Linked DNA regions of Homo sapiens: region 2 is linked to region 1. Evidence: chromatin contacts called from ENCODE Hi-C or POLR2A ChIA-PET data. All regions are on one chromosome and are shown on one strand. The core of a region is the stretch at or near the end of the contact, and the rest is flanking DNA. Distances in the headings are between cores, read along the strand shown.

Region 1 (7,812 bases), core at 2,499-4,998:
CCATTTTTGCTTTGGTTGCCTGTGCCTGTGGGGTATTACTCAAGAAGTCTTTGCCCAGTCCAATGTCCTGGAGAATTTCTCCAATGTTTTCTTTCAGTAGTTTCTTTTAGTAGATTGTTTGAGATCATAGATTTTGTAAGTCTTTAATCCATTTCTATTTGACTTTTGTATAAGGCAAGAAAGGATCAAGTTTCATTCTTCTGCATATGTACATACAGTTTTCCCAGCACTATTTATTGAAGAGACTATCCCATCCCCCAATGTATGTTCTTGGCATCTTTGCAGAAAATGAGTTTACTATAGATGTGTGGATTTATTTCTAGGTTCTCTATCCTGTTCCAGTTGTCTATGTGTCTATTTCTTTTTATGTTGGTACCATACTGTTTGGTTACTATAGCTCTGTAGCATAATTTAAAGTCAGGTAATGTGATTCCTCCTCTAGTTTTGTTCTTTTTACTTAAGATAGCTTTGGATACTCTGGGTCTTTTGTGGTTCCACATAAATTTTAAGATTGTTTTTTTCTATTTCTGTCAAGAACTTCATTGGTATTTTGAAAGAGATTACATTGAATCTGTAGATTGCTTGGGGTAGTATGGACATTTTAACAATATTTATTTTTCCAATCCATTAACATAAATATCCTTTCATTTTTCTGTGTCTGCTTCAATTTCTTGCATCCATATTTTATGGTTTTAACTGGAAAGTCTTTCACTTCTTTGGTTAAGTTAATTCCTAGGTATTTAATTTTATTTGTAGCTATTGTAAATGGGATTACTTTCTTGATTTCTTTTTCAGATTGTTCATTGTTGGCATATAGAAATGCTACTGATTTTTGTATGTTAATTTTGTATGCCGAAACTTTACTGAATTTGCTTATCAGTTCTAATAGTTTTTCAGTGGAGTCTTTAGGTTTTTCCAAATGTAAGATCATATCATCCGCAATCAAGGATAATTTGACTTCTTTCTTTACAATCTGTATGTCTTTTATTTCTTTCTCTTGTCTGATTGCTCTAGCTAGGACTTCCAGTACTAGGTTGAATAACAGTGTGGACAGTGGGAAGCCTTGTCATGTTTCAGATCTTAGAGGAAAGGCTTTCAGTTTTTTCTCTATTCAGTAGATACTAGCTGCAGGTCTGTTGTATATGGCTTTTATTATGTTGAGGTATGTTTTTTCCATACCAGTTTTTTCAGGGTTTTTTTTTTTAATCATAAAGGGATGTTGAATTTTATCAAATGCTTTTTCAGCATCAATTGAAATGATCATATGGTTTTTGTCCTTTATTCTGTTGATATGCTGTATGACATTGATTGATTTGTGTATATTGAACCATGTTTGCATTACTAGGATAAATCCCATTTGGTCATGATGAAATATATATATTTCTTGGAGTCTCCATTGTACAGGCTGGAGTGCAGTGGCACGATTCTCAGTTCACTGCAACCTCCATCTCCCGGGTTCAAACAATTCTCCTGCCTCAGCCTCCTGAGTAGCTGGGATTACAGGCATGCTCCACGACACCCAGCTAATTTTTTGTAGAGATGGGGTTTACCATTTTGAACAGGCTGGTCTCAAACTCCTGACCTCAGGTGATCCACCCGCCTTGGCATCCCAAAGTGCCGGGATTATAGGCGTGAGCCACTGTGCCTGGCCTGAATGATCTTTTTAATGAGTTTTTGAATTCAACTTGCTAGTATTTTGTTGAGGATTTTTGCATAAATATTCGTTAGGGATATTGGCCTATAGTTTTCTTATTTTTTTGATTGTCTTTGTCTGGTTTTGGTATCAGGGTAATATTGAGAATGAGTTTGAAAGTGTTCCCTCCTCCTCTATTTTTTGTAATAGTTTGAGTAGAATTGGTATTAGATCTTTAAATGTTCAGTAGAATTCAGCAGTGATGCCATCAGATCCCAAGCTTTTCTTTGCTGGAAGCCTTTTTATTACACCTTTGATCTTGTTACTCATTATTGGTCTGTTCAGGTTTTAGATTTCTGCACGATTCAATCTTGGTAGGTTGTATGTGTCTAAGAACTTGTTCTTTTCTTCTAGATTTTCCAATTTATTGACAAACACTTGCTCATAGTAGCCACTAATGATCCTTTGAATTCCTGTGGTATTGTTTGTAATGTATCCTTTGTCATCTCTGATTTTATTTATTTGGATCTTTCTCTTTTTTTCTTAGGTAGTCTGGCTAAATGTTTGCCTATTTTGTTTAACTTTTCAAAAAACAACTTTTTGTTTCATTGATCTTTTATACTGTTTTCTTCATTTCAAATTCCTTTATTTCTGCTCTGATCTTTATTATTTATTTTCTTCTACTAATTTTGAATTCAGTTTGCTCTTGCTTTTCTAGTTCTTTAAGATGCATCATTGGGTTGTTTATTTGAATTTTTTCTTATTTTTCAATGTAGGCACTTACAGCTATAAACTTCCCCCTTAGTATTGCTTTTGCTATATCCCATAGATTTTGGTATGTTGGGTTCTTATTATCATTTATTTCAAGACATTTTTCAATTTCCTTCTTAATTTCTTCATTGAGCATCTCCTCCGAGCCACAGGTCACCCAGTCTACATCATTTCTCATCTGTCAATCACACCACCTCTTAGCTCTTGTGTCAGTCTCCAGGACAACCATACTTCAGCCCCATTTCCTTCTGATATGCTCTGCTTAGCCCAGTGATTCTTCTAGGCAGCTAGTTCTCCTAAATTACTACATTGCTCACAAACACTTAATGGCTCCCATTGCCACATAAAATCCAAACTCCTCTGAGTAGTCCATGAAGCCCTCTGTGATCTCATCCTCATCTCTTGCCACATGCTTATGGCATCCTAAGCTAATCACCAAATACATCATGCTGTTTCGTGTCTTCATACCTCTTATCATGCTGCTCTCTCTGCCCAGAAAAGGAACATCCTTCCTCACCTACCTTCCAAAACTGAAAACCTCTTAGTCCTCTTTCAAGAATCTGCTCAAGCCTGACCTCACCAGCTAGACTTGCCACCTTCTTCCTTTCTGCCCCCACTTTTCCTCTTTCTCTTATTTGCCATTGTATCTATCACACTGAATGGCTTTTGTTTATTTCTGCCTTAACTCCTAGACCATGAGCTCTTTGATAGTAGGAATCAAGTCGTGTTTACCTATGAGTTCTTAGTACCATGCCAAATGCCTGGCACATAGTGGGTGCTCTATAAACATTTATTATGTTGATCTTTCCTAATTCTTTTAGGGACTCTTTTGACAAGAACCTCACTTAAAACTAAATCAGCTTGAAAAGACCAATATCAAAAGATTTATTCCTGCTTTAATTGGTTAGAGTATAATTTCACATTCCAGGAACCCCTGAAATATCTTTTTTTTTCATATTTTTTTCTTAGAAAGTCATTTCATTTTGCCAGTTGGAACAAGCCTAGAAGTTTGGTGTTTTGTTTTGAAACTGAAAATTGCTTTAAGAGGCACTTTGTGCACTTGGACGTGGTTGAGAAGAGACCCACAGAGATGATTAAAGGCTGAAAAACAGACTAAGAAAACTGGAAGAGAAAGCTAAAGGCAATTTAGTAATCAACGTCAAGCATATGAAAGGTTGTTATTACCAAGGAGGGTGACAAGCCCATGCTGTTCATACCCTCTAAGGGGAGAGCAACAGGAAATGAGGCAAGTTGCAGCATAGATGACTTCGGTTAGATAAAGAGGAACTTACTTGGCAGAAAACATTGCTACAAACTGAAGGGTCCAACAGGAATGATGCTTGGTCCCTCCTTCTCCAGAGGTATGTAAACAGGAAAAGTTTCCAACTGCCTGGAATGTTCCCTGTGCAATATTGCCTAAACTAGGGAATAGAATTAACAGTTTTGAGGGACAGTCTCCAGAAAAGACATAGATTTTTGGCACCCAGGACACAGGTGACCTGACAAAGTCCTTCCAACTCCAAAAATCTTGGAGAAAGTATTTCAGAGGAACTGAATTCAACAGTCACATCTTTTCACTACACATTTACTAAGCCTCTTTTCGAAGCCACGCCAGGTTAGATACCATCCCAATTACTAAGGCATAGTTTATGCTAATAGAGGAAAGAGCTGATTACCACATATTCTTTAGAGGCCTATCAGGCATCAGCTCTCCGAATTCTGTCTCACTCATACATGTGCACACATATACAACTACAAAGCAACCGCCAAAGCTACTTGCATTTCCTCTGAGTGACACCGACCCCTAGCTGCTCTAACCTCCAAACCTTTGCATGTGGTATTTCCTCTACCTCTAATTCCCTTCCCCCACTTCCTTACTTTGTAAATCCCTTCTTGTCCCTAAAGATACTGCTCAGGCATTACCTCCTCCAAGCTGCCCTCTTGCCACAGCTACTATTCCCTTCACCCCAACTCTAGATTATGATACTCTTTCATGATCCCTGGCTGAAAGCATTAGGAACTGAATCAAAATAATCCAAAAGAGAACTTGTTGGAAGTATAATGTATCAGCAGCTCAATAGCAGATAGAGGAACAAGCTTGCAAATGCCCAAGATTTAGGGGAGTTAAAGCCAAGAACCAGAACCAATAATCCAAAAGAGAACTTGTTGGAAGTATAATGTATCAGCGGCTCAATAGCAGATAGAGGAACAAGCTTGCAAATGCCCAAGATTTAGGGGAGTTAAAACCAAGAACCAGAGGGTATAATTGTCTTATATTTGAAAGCATCAGGACTGGATGTTTCTACCTCACTTCAGTTCAGAATGCCCTGAATATACTCTCTCCATCCTAGTATCAACATCCTAAAAGAGGGTCTCATCGGCCAACCTTGGGTCTCATGACTAGTCTGAACTAGCCTGTGACTGTGCTAGGGTGGGAGAGGAAGATCACTCTTTTCAGTTTGTCTAGTGAGCATTGGTCACTAGAAATTATCATCCCACTTAAATTCACACAAAGGAGGAGAGGTGATTCCCCCCAAAAAGAAATTGTAATAAAATAGGAGAGGCAAGGTAAGCTAAGCAGCTCTCTCTTACGTTCATTACATTGTGGTATGATCCTTGGTTTTCCTGTCTGTGTTCTTAGTAAGTTCATGTGCACTCTGAAGGCAGCAATTGTATCTTTTATTTGTGTCTCATAGACTATTGGGTACAGAATCTGTGATCAATAACCTTTTACAGGTTCTTGGTCAATATTTGTTGAATGATACATGAAGGCTAAGACCATATGTATCCCTGTGTCTGCCAACTTCAAGCTCAGTGCTTTTTCTACCATACCACAAGGTTAGCAGGGATTATGTGCTCAGCCTTAATCCAGTTACCTGTTTCTTAACCTAAGGTATTTGTTGTTATTGGGGTTTTTTTTTTAATAAATTAAGATTGGTATAGTAAGTCTTGGTTACAGCCGGCAAAAAAAACAAGTCTCAAAATATTCACAGAACTGAATCCCAGGATGTGCAAATGCAGTTTTTAAGCATCCATTTACCTTTGAGTGAAACTATGATATCCATCAAACTTCTCAGACAATACTATCCACAAACGTCAATTTTTACCTAGGTAATGGTGACTATAGGAAAAGAAAATAAGAAAAATAATACCAGAAGTTTGCAAATAAGCTCTAAACGTAGCAAATAACTAAACATAATAAAACATAGTGCATATGTGTTTCCGTGGCCACTATCACACAGGTAAGCATGGCTGACTGGCTTGGTAAGTCCATTTCAATACTACCAGTGTTCATTGACAGTGTCTATAGCCATTCAAGCTTGTGAATTTGCATGGTTTGTTTAATCCAATTTCAATTTTGTTCTGAATCATACTTGGCCTTGCACTGAGTATTGCTTCATTGAGATGAATAAATGCACACCTTGTTCAAAAGAAAAAAAAAAGAGTCTTTGGGAATTCATTGTCAGAATTTCAAAAGTTCAAGATTTAGAACTTATAGATGACTAAGAGGTAAGTTGATCTTTCTTTGGGGACACATTGTCATGGACATCGAGAATTGCAGTCTCATGTTGGCAATAAATCAACAATGCATTTTGGCCTTATATAGTATCTATTGTCTTAAGTTTTAAGCCATCAAGCTTATATTTAAAAAATAGGTTAGGACTCCAAACTTATATATCTATATCTGTATTGAATTGGCCCAGGAACCGGGTTCTGGGTTCTCCTTCAATAAAGATTTCACATGACGCTTACATATTTATTCACGTTTTCTATATCACGTAAAAGATATTAGCAAGAGTGTTACACGAGATTCTTATTTTGAAACTTGTCAGTTCAGATACATTTTACATTTTATATTCAAATTTAAGATCAAACTAGTATATGGTAGTAATTTTTGCATGTTTATACCAAGATTTCCTCATTTCTGCTGCATAGAACTCCACTTAAAAATCATTTAAAAAGCAGGAGAATTAGCTCTCATTGATCCAAACCTGGATTTACACGTCAGCTCCCTCTGGATATGAAGAATGTGAAAGAAACTCAAATACCCTGAAAGTATTTTGAAGTTGCTTTTGCTGATGTGATCTATGATGGTAGACCAGTTTGGCAACCCTGAATTGTTTTTACTGCAGCTGTGGACTACCTGTGGTTTCAAATGAACTACTGTGTGTGCTTTGTTTATTTTATCCCTTCTTCCTGTTGGAAAAACAGCTGGAGAACAGACATCCTGCTGTTCAGAGCCTCCGGCCTTGGAATATTAACAGGAAGCCACAATAAGCATCTTCATTACTTCACCTGTGGCATAAATGGCAGGGAGAATGGAGCCCATCAGGAGGAACTTATTTAAAACAGAATGAAGCAGTTTGTGGACCATATGTCTGCACATCCAAGTAACAGCCACTAGCCTAATAAATTGGATTCTTTCGTGCAGTGTTCAACCGGGGGAGGAGAAAAAGTCAGTGTCCTATATAAAAGAGTAAAGGCAGGCTTCAGTAGCCTTTGGCAATAAATGGAATACAATATTTGGCGCATTAAACCAAGAAGTAGTATCACATGATTTATATCAGGTGCTTTTAGCAAAATATATGGGAGTAGATAGTAGGGGTATGTGGATGGGAGAGGAGGAAGCTAATAGTCTTACAAGATACTTTCATGTGTTTTCCATTATGCATAATTACTCATCCTAAGGCAAGAGGATTATTGCATAAGCATTATTCCAAATAGCTTCCCATTTTAGGGGGAGAGGGAGGGGTGACTGGAGAGAGGACAAATAATTATAAAAGATCAATGTCCCTGTTCTCCAAATGAGGAGACGGGGCTAGAGAGGTATTATGACCTACCTAAGACTCTTTATGTAATGTCTACATTATAATGGGCCAGATATATTCCTGGAAGTGCATTTACCTGCTGAAGATTCATCTTCCCCTCTATAGAATGAAGCTGTGAAAAAAAAATATTCTGGAAAAAGTATTTCCCCTTTAAACGTAAAAATGAGCTACTGAACAGAAGGACAAAAGAAAGGAATAATAATCTTGACAGTCATCATTGAATACACACTGGAACCCTCGTTCTGACTGCACCTATATGCCGACAGGGCACTTCGTTTCTTAGATCCTTGCATGCATTCACTCTACCAACTCTGCAAAACACACTTAGAAAAAGAATGCGGCAGCACAAACACAGACACGATTTTTTTAAATCACAGTCCCCAGAACCGGGATTTTGGAAATCCATTATACCAATAATCACTACTAGCCCATAAAGCAGACAGACTTGGGTTCAAATCTCAAGCATCCCACTTTCAGATATGTGAACTTGGATAAATTATTGTATGCTTTGGAATATAAGGAATTCTTCTATTTTCCCAAGGAGAAGATTAAAAACTGTTTTTTCACCAACTGGAACTA
Region 2 (7,812 bases), core at 2,116-4,615, 110 kb before region 1:
TAAGTTGCAGGTGCAATTAATAGGAAAGAAGATTATAAGATTTGGTGCTTTTCTTGTCAGCATGAAAATTGAGGTGTTCACATTTATTAGGCATCTTCTCAAGGCTAAGCTTTGACTTCAACAATCCTGTGATATTAGATATGATTACCTCTATTTTTCAAATAAGGAAATCGATGATTAAAGAAGTTACAGTAACCTTCCCAATATCACACAGTGAGTGGCAAACTTGAAATTTGAAACAAAGGTGGAGTAATCCCAAAGTCTTCTTTCTTTCTACCCCACAACTTCATTATGCATGTTTCAAAGACCTTTCCTAGCTACCCTATAAAACTGTAATCCTACCTCCTAAAGGTCAAGCTAATAGTATCTGTCCATTTCTAGCCAAATGGATTCAGTCTAGTGTGGAAACATACTATATCAGAATAATATGGGAAAGGGATCCAAAGCCATCTTGATTATAGAATGTAACTTTCACCATGGAGGAGGGAGGAACTTACAGATAGTTTAGGTTTTATAGTTACCCCATAGAAATACATCTTCCCAAGATTATTCTGAAATGTGGAAGTGATTCAACGAAAAATGAAGACTTTTTTTGGTGGCATGTACAGGGAGAAAGACAAAGAAAAATGCACACTAAGAGAGAAATGAAAGAAGGAAGAGCAGAGAGAGAGAAAGAGAGAAAGAATTCATTTCATCCCAAAAGAATTGCAGAGGAATCACAAGACCCTATACATCAATATGGTGTATCCAAGGACGTTGAGAAGGAAAGTGATGGGTTCAGGACGCCAGGGTGTGGAAAAGGCCAGCTAGCCTGATAACACAGTACCAAAAGTCCTTTCTTCTTCCTATATTCTGTATCCAGCCCAGCGTTTAAAAGCCTCAAAAAATCAGCCCTCTTAGAAGAAAAACTGAGAAGCCACTCTAGATGTCCTAGAAGAAAGATAAATAAAAGTGCTGTCAGAGGTCATGATGGGACCTCATCTCCTTCTCCTCTGTCTAGTATAAAGGGTCCCACTTCTTCCATGGCTGCAGAATTGCAAGTCTGGTAAAAGCCTCCAGGATGGAGTGAAAGGAAAGGTGAGAAGAAGATGGTTAGAAAGTCTAGAAGGTGAGTGAGCTGGGATAACTGGGCCATATTTCCTAGGATTCACTACCTTAATCAGTGAAATTCTGGGATTAGAGTGCCTTCCCTCACTCTGCAGATTATCTGAACTTTAATGTTTTCACATCTTAGAAGATGACTTGGTTTCCGTTACAAAGTATCCAGTGTTTTTTATATATCCATCTCCCACATTCTCAAGTACATAAGGTGAGATTGTGGTGATAGTTCCATGTTTATGCATTTGGAAGAGAACCACAGCTTTTTCAGGAGCCAAGAAACAATACCATAGAAGAAGCGCTATTTACAAATAATTAAAATGCACACATGCATGTACACATACACACACACACACACACACACACACACACACACAGAGAGAGAGAGAGAGAGAGAGAGAGAGAGAACAGATGCAGAGAACAGACTCAGCCCTCTTAGAAGCATGTCAATGGAGGCATGTCAACACTCAATGAACAGGACGGCCAAAAGCCAGGAAGGTGAACTCACCTTTGGAACTGATAAGAGTCATTGTTTAGCTTTCCATTGTTCTTTGTTTTGATCTAAGGCTGCCTCTCCTATCACTTTCCCCTTGTCACAGTCTCTCATTGTCAGCACTGAGACTGAAGAAAATTGTTCCTTCCATGTAAGAGCAATACACTCCCCTCCTTTTGTCTTTTTCAGGAAATTAGTAGCTCATGTTCCACTAACTGGAGTGTTTTGCCTTATCTCATTCTTATAAGTGAAGTGGGAATTTCAATGCCATAACTTAGAATTATTCTGTCCAATTCACCCTAAATGGATCCTGTTCTCATTGCAACATTTATCTCTAGGCCTCACTAAAGATAATATTCAGGCTTACGTACAGGCACACAATTGTCCTCTCTTCGGCAATGAGGTCTTTAGAAATGTGATGAAATGTGACAGGTTTTTGAATTAGGCTCTAGAAACTGTTTCTTTTATGACTAAATGGATTTCTTGCCATTTTAGAAGCCAGTCTCTACACTGTTTTAAAATTTACTTTAAAGAAGGACCTGGGAAACTCTGGGATTTCTAAATAGACAATACTTGCTCATTGTTCCAGAACCATCTTACAGGCGTTCATTACTTTTTCTGATATTTATTTGAAACTTGAGGCTTAAAAATAACATCTAGTCGTCAGATGGAAGCTTCAATGTACTCTTTCATTATGTAAGTACTAAGGATGATACAAACAAAAAAAAATGCAGGCTAAGGTCATGGCTTTTTACAGTGTACAATTGAGGTTCAAGAGAAAATTTATAGCACTAAACCTGGGTGACATTCTTCCATGATGCACTAGTCCACCCAATTGAATTTTTCATGACTGGCATCCGTTTTGATTGGTTGGAATATGTGCTATGTTAATGGTTAAGTATTTTACCATCTAGCTCAATTCTTTATTTCAAAAATACATCAAGCCTCAAAGAAGTTCAATGATTTTTCCCGGAGTCATACAGATATTAGATAGCCAAGAGTGGGTCTGGTCATTTGAATTCTACTTCAATATCCTTTTCACTAACATATAATCATCCAATTATGTGCAACCATGACCTATGTTCTATTAAGACCCCACTGTTACGATAACAAAAGAAGGGCCTTATAAATCAATATCATAGCTTAATTATTTTATAGCATTTAACATACCGTAAAAACACATAGACTGTTATAGCTTATAATAAACACAAATATCTTTTCTCTGACCATAGCATAATAGAAACTAAGCTCAGAAGGATTTATCTAGGAACAAAAGAAGGAAATTGAAATGTACTAGTTTCTCTGGATTTAGTCCTGATTGTCACTGATAATTCTGTGACTTTGTGCATGTCCTTAGTTTTCACATAGGAAACTGGGCAAGTCTAAAAGATAGGTGCTTCAGTGAGATTCTCAGGTGAGTGGTTGAATTAGGTGACAATTAAGATCCATTTCAACACTGAGATTATATTATTACCTGATCTGTATACCAGGAAATTAATTTAAAAGACCCTCCTCACTGACCCTATCAAGGAGCCCTACTTCCAGCACAGATGATCACAGTGAATTCCACCCACAAAGCAGCTCTGATACGGAGAAAACCAACTCACAATTTCTAACAAGCCATTGTAGCAAAGACTGTTTGCCTTCCACCAATATTTATGTGCTCCTTCTTTTTACTATTAATAATATAATTCCCCACCCAAATTTTCACTAGGTTCAAAGCTTTCCAACTTTAGATGGCAATTCCTAGGCTCTCTTGCAACTGGGTGTGGTTTTGTGACTAAGTTCTGACTAACAACCTGTGAGCCAGAAATGATGTGTTAAGGGTTCTTGTAGATTTTGCCCTTAACTAGAAGAGATGTGCCCTTCACTTCCTCTTTTCCCCTTCTCACCAGCTAGAGAAGAGTTGCTATAGCCAATTTGGACACAGAGATGGAAGCTGTGTGTTAAATATAACAGAGTTAATATAACAGCCCTGCATTGCCTATTCTGGACAGACACATGAGGGAGAAACTTATTTTGTTTAAGCCACTGCACCATGAGTCTCTATTTTAACAGCTTAGATGTTTTGCCCAATGGCACAGTTATAGTGAGTTCTGCCATGGAATACAAATGAGGACTCCAAGAAGAATGCATCAGTCTTAGATTCTATTCAGTATTACCTGCCTACAGCATTCCAGTTCCACTTACACAGAAATACTTTTAATCATAAACTAAGACATCTCAAGCTTCAGAATTTATAGGAAGATTTGCTGATTCCTAGGGCCAATGACAGTTTTAACCCAATATATGCTTTAAAATAATTAATGGTAGAATGAGTCTTTACAGTTAACATATTGTAGTCAAATATTACTTTTCAAAAATTCCAATGTCAATAAATAGTCCTTCACTACAGAAACACAGTGCTTTAAATAAAAACAGTAGGGTCACCAGAAACAAAGTTGTCAGTGTTGGGTTGCTATAGCTACCAGGTTATCTTTATAAAAGTGTGTCTTCAAATGGAAGAGATTTGTGAATCCTGAAATCCCAGGAATGTGAGGACCAGAATCTGCTAAGTTTTCTGCCAGCATACTACCAGAATTATCCACAAAAGTTTCACTTACTGGTCAGTTCACTGCCACGTCTCTCCTTCAATGCTGGGCCAATTTAGAAATCATTATGTCAGTATTGTTAAATCAAGTTTTGTCTAAAGCTGCCTCCTTACATATTTTAAGTTTGCCCTAAAGTTTTTTCTGTATATCATAAACTATAACCTATGGAGTTCTATACAGACTCTAGTATACTCTTGTACCAATAACCGAGTTTTGGCCAATCAAAAGTGGCCAGCTGTCCAAACTGTGTTCAAATGAGACAAACATCGAGCTGTAACCAATCTGGATGTTTCTGTATCTCACTTCCATTTTCTGTATGTCACTTTCCTTTTTCTGTCCATAAATCTTCTTCCACCACGTGGCTGCACCGGAGTCTCTGAGCCCACTCTGGCTCGGGAGGCTGCCTGATTTGCAAATCATTCTTTGCCCAATTAAACTATTTTAAATTTAATTTGGCTAAAGTTTTTTTTAACAGTATGTAAGCCAAGACCTGATATTCTAAAACACCTGCTTAACAATAAAGAACGAGCCGAATTTGTGCGGTATATTTCTATACCTTGGAACACTACTCAACAATAAAAAAGAATGAAATAATGGCATCTGCAGCAACCTGGTTGGAACTGGAGACTATTATTCTAAGTGAAGTAACTCAGAAATGGAAAACCAAACATCAGATGTTCTCACTCATAAGTGGGAGCTAAGCTACCAGGATGCAAAGGCATAAGAATGATACAATGGACTTTGGGGACTGAGAAGAAAAGGTGGGAGGGGGGTGAGGGATAAAAGGCTACAAATTGAGTACAGTGTATACTGCTCAGGTGATGGGTGCACCAAAATCTCAGAAATCACCACTAAATAACTCATTTGTAAGAAACCAAACACCACTTGTTCCCCATAAACCTATTGAAATTTTTTTAAACTTTTTTTTTAAAAAGAATGAGCCACAATTTGGTAATGATAATTGTGGCAGATGCTGAAGACTGGTTCATTTAACAACCATTTCAATCTCCTAGCATGCCCTCCTGCTGTGAGATACAGGCTGGAAAGTTAAATCTCACATTCTCCAGAATGTTCTGCAGGAAACCTAGGTTCTTCTAAGGCCACTCACATTCTGCAAGCTACCTGATACCTTATATTCAATCTCTTTCTGTTTACATTGGCTGACCTAGATTCTATCCCTGCAACTAGGAATCCTGACTGACAGAGTCATATTTTAATTCTCTGCTTCTTTAAGGATTGAAGGCATGAGGAGGCTCATAAAACAATTTTTATGGCTGTCTTCTTATCATTGGCACTTTTAACATTATTTTGTTTAGAGAAAGAGAAGTAAGCACCACACAGAAGACTAGGTCTTGGGAGCTGTGAGTGCTAATCAGAAGTGCTAAATAGCTACCTTCTTATTCCAGACTGACTCACTAGCCATCTGCACAGACACAGTCATTTTTACACTGGTCTCCATGTGGCAGCCAATACTGGGTGACTACACAGGGCAATGGAGTTCTTGGATGGGGATACATTTGATAATTTACTATACTTTTTTAGAAGGTAAAGGAGTCAGCAACAGGAGACACAGCCATTAGAAACCCTGTCAATAGACAGATTGTTAGGCCTGCTTCATGTAGGTTTTTCATTCTCAAAGTGTTATCCCCAACCAGAAGCATCAGCATCACCAAGAAATTTCTTAGAAAGACAAATTGTCACAGACTTACACACTCCCCAGGCTTACTGAATCTGAAACTCTGAGGGTTGAGCCAAAGAATCTGTGTTTTAGCAAAGCATCCAGGTGACTCTGATGCAGGCTCAAGTGTGAGGACCACTGGTGTATGTCATCCAGGCCTATTTGAGGTTAAATGATATTTAAGAAAGGTAGTAGCAGGGCAGGAAAGTGAAAAGGCAGTTGAATAAACAAGACTTTGATTTAAAAGGAAGCCCACTTTAGAAACAGACTATAATTTAATCCTTTTCACATATAAAATGGAAAACGCTTTAGTTGAAAGAGCATTGTGCTGGGAATCTAAATGATTGGATTTGAATTTTGGAATTGTACTAATAAGCAACTTTGAATGAATCACTTAAACTTTCTGGGCTTCTGTTTTCTCCTTTGTAAAATAAAGGAGATGAAATGTTCTCCAACACTCACAAATGCTATTTTCTATAATTGCTTCCTAGGTACCATGCCCTTTTTGGTAAAAACCTGATGATAGAATTTTTCCAGCATTCTATTTCTCTACTTAGGAGCAATTCCTGAAGGAAAATTACTAAAAGATATTATAGTTCTTCATCCCAAGTTAGTAGTCCAGTAGAATATTCCAGTTTAATTCAGATCTGGTGAAATGCACTGGATATCTGAGAGGTCCAATATAACATTTAAAACATAATGGGGATTACCAATATCCTGGAAATACATCCAAATTACATATGAGTCCCTTGTGTTATTGATTATTTTGATTGCACATGAGACTTGAATGTTAAGGACTAAATTTGAACACATCAAGATTCCGTGTGTGTGTGTGTGTGTGTGTGTGTGTGTGTATTAAACACTTTAATCTCCTTCCAATATTTAAGAATTGAGATTCACTGGGATTTAGCCAGGACTGAGGCAAGTAGTCATTATCCTTGGGAAAGCCATAAATTATGCTCCTAAACGATGTGGAAACATTCTAACACTGACAGGAGATTGTGTCCCTTCCGTGAATTTGGGAATTTTAGAGGAAAAGAAAAAATAAAAAAAAAGTCATCATTTGTATAATTGGAGTTTGTGAAAAATGGAGGAGAGGAGAGCTTGGCCTACCTAGATAGCAGCGGAGGCCAAAAGCAAATCAGTTAAATAGTTTGCTGAAGATGGAATTCACAATTTGCAATTAAACACATTGCAAAGCTCTATAATAATAAATTAATAAGATAGCTAAAGAAAGGTACAGCAAAAATAAGTGTCCCTTAAGGCTAAGACCATATTTTTCTTCCCACTCATTTTTTGGCAGATAGTAACTACTTAGTAAATATCTGGGAATAAAGGTTGAACATGAGAATATTTTAACTCTTTGAATATAATCACAAAGAAATACAATATTTTAGCTGTGTGTTTCAAGCAGGTGTCAGTTGCTTTACTTTTAATGAGCCTAACATATAGCATTTCTTTCAAATGTTTGTAATGGCAGTGGAAGTGGGCATGAAAATTTCATGCAAGTTTTATTATGTTGAACCTTATAAAATTATAAATATTCACTGCTTTGAGTCGATAACAATGGCAAATTCAAATGGTTCAATCAGATATCTTCTTTGGTCTAGGAGACATCATCTACATTTAAGAACTGATTAGCACTTTCTGTAAACAGTGAGTCACAAGAAGATAATCCTGGTACTAAAAGGGATGGAACCACTAGATGCTATTGAGACCCTTTCTAAAACATTTTTAAGCCAGTTTTCTACAGAGGTCATTTCAGGGCATAAAAAATAAATAAATGAAACATAGCACTGTCATGGAGCTATTAGAAGCAACAATTAGCCAACAGTTTTACAAGTAGGTTTTAAAATTAAATAGTGCTTATAGTTGCACAATTCTATGTATGTACTAAAAACCACTAATTATACACTTCAAAAAGTGAATTTTATAATATATCTATTATATCT

The links. A loop is a pair of places that touch in the nucleus more often than their neighbours do. ChIA-PET counts read pairs that join two places held with the same protein, here RNA polymerase II (POLR2A). Pooled maps may share reads with other maps.
Region 2: a pooled map shows a loop between it and region 1 (5-fold over the local background). The contact joins two enhancer-like sites. A Hi-C loop is called at or near these places in 6 of 50 pooled maps. POLR2A ChIA-PET finds 5 or more read pairs at or near these places in 2 of 52 experiments (PC-3 and activated CD4-positive, alpha-beta memory T cell).

What each region holds. Positions count from the first base shown.
Region 1 is chr12:89,241,108-89,248,919 of GRCh38, forward strand. No RefSeq gene overlaps it. Among named protein-coding and RNA genes, the nearest start is that of DUSP6, 110 kb to the right of the region's middle. RefSeq lists an enhancer at 6,321-6,922. Within about 2 kb of position 3,749, at least 3 of the 41 ENCODE cell types and tissues checked have a DNase peak (open chromatin) inside an H3K27ac peak, as active enhancers do.
Region 2 is chr12:89,132,771-89,140,582 of GRCh38, forward strand. No RefSeq gene overlaps it. Among named protein-coding and RNA genes, the nearest start is that of LINC02458, 120 kb to the left of the region's middle. Within about 2 kb of position 3,366, at least 3 of the 41 ENCODE cell types and tissues checked have a DNase peak (open chromatin) inside an H3K27ac peak, as active enhancers do.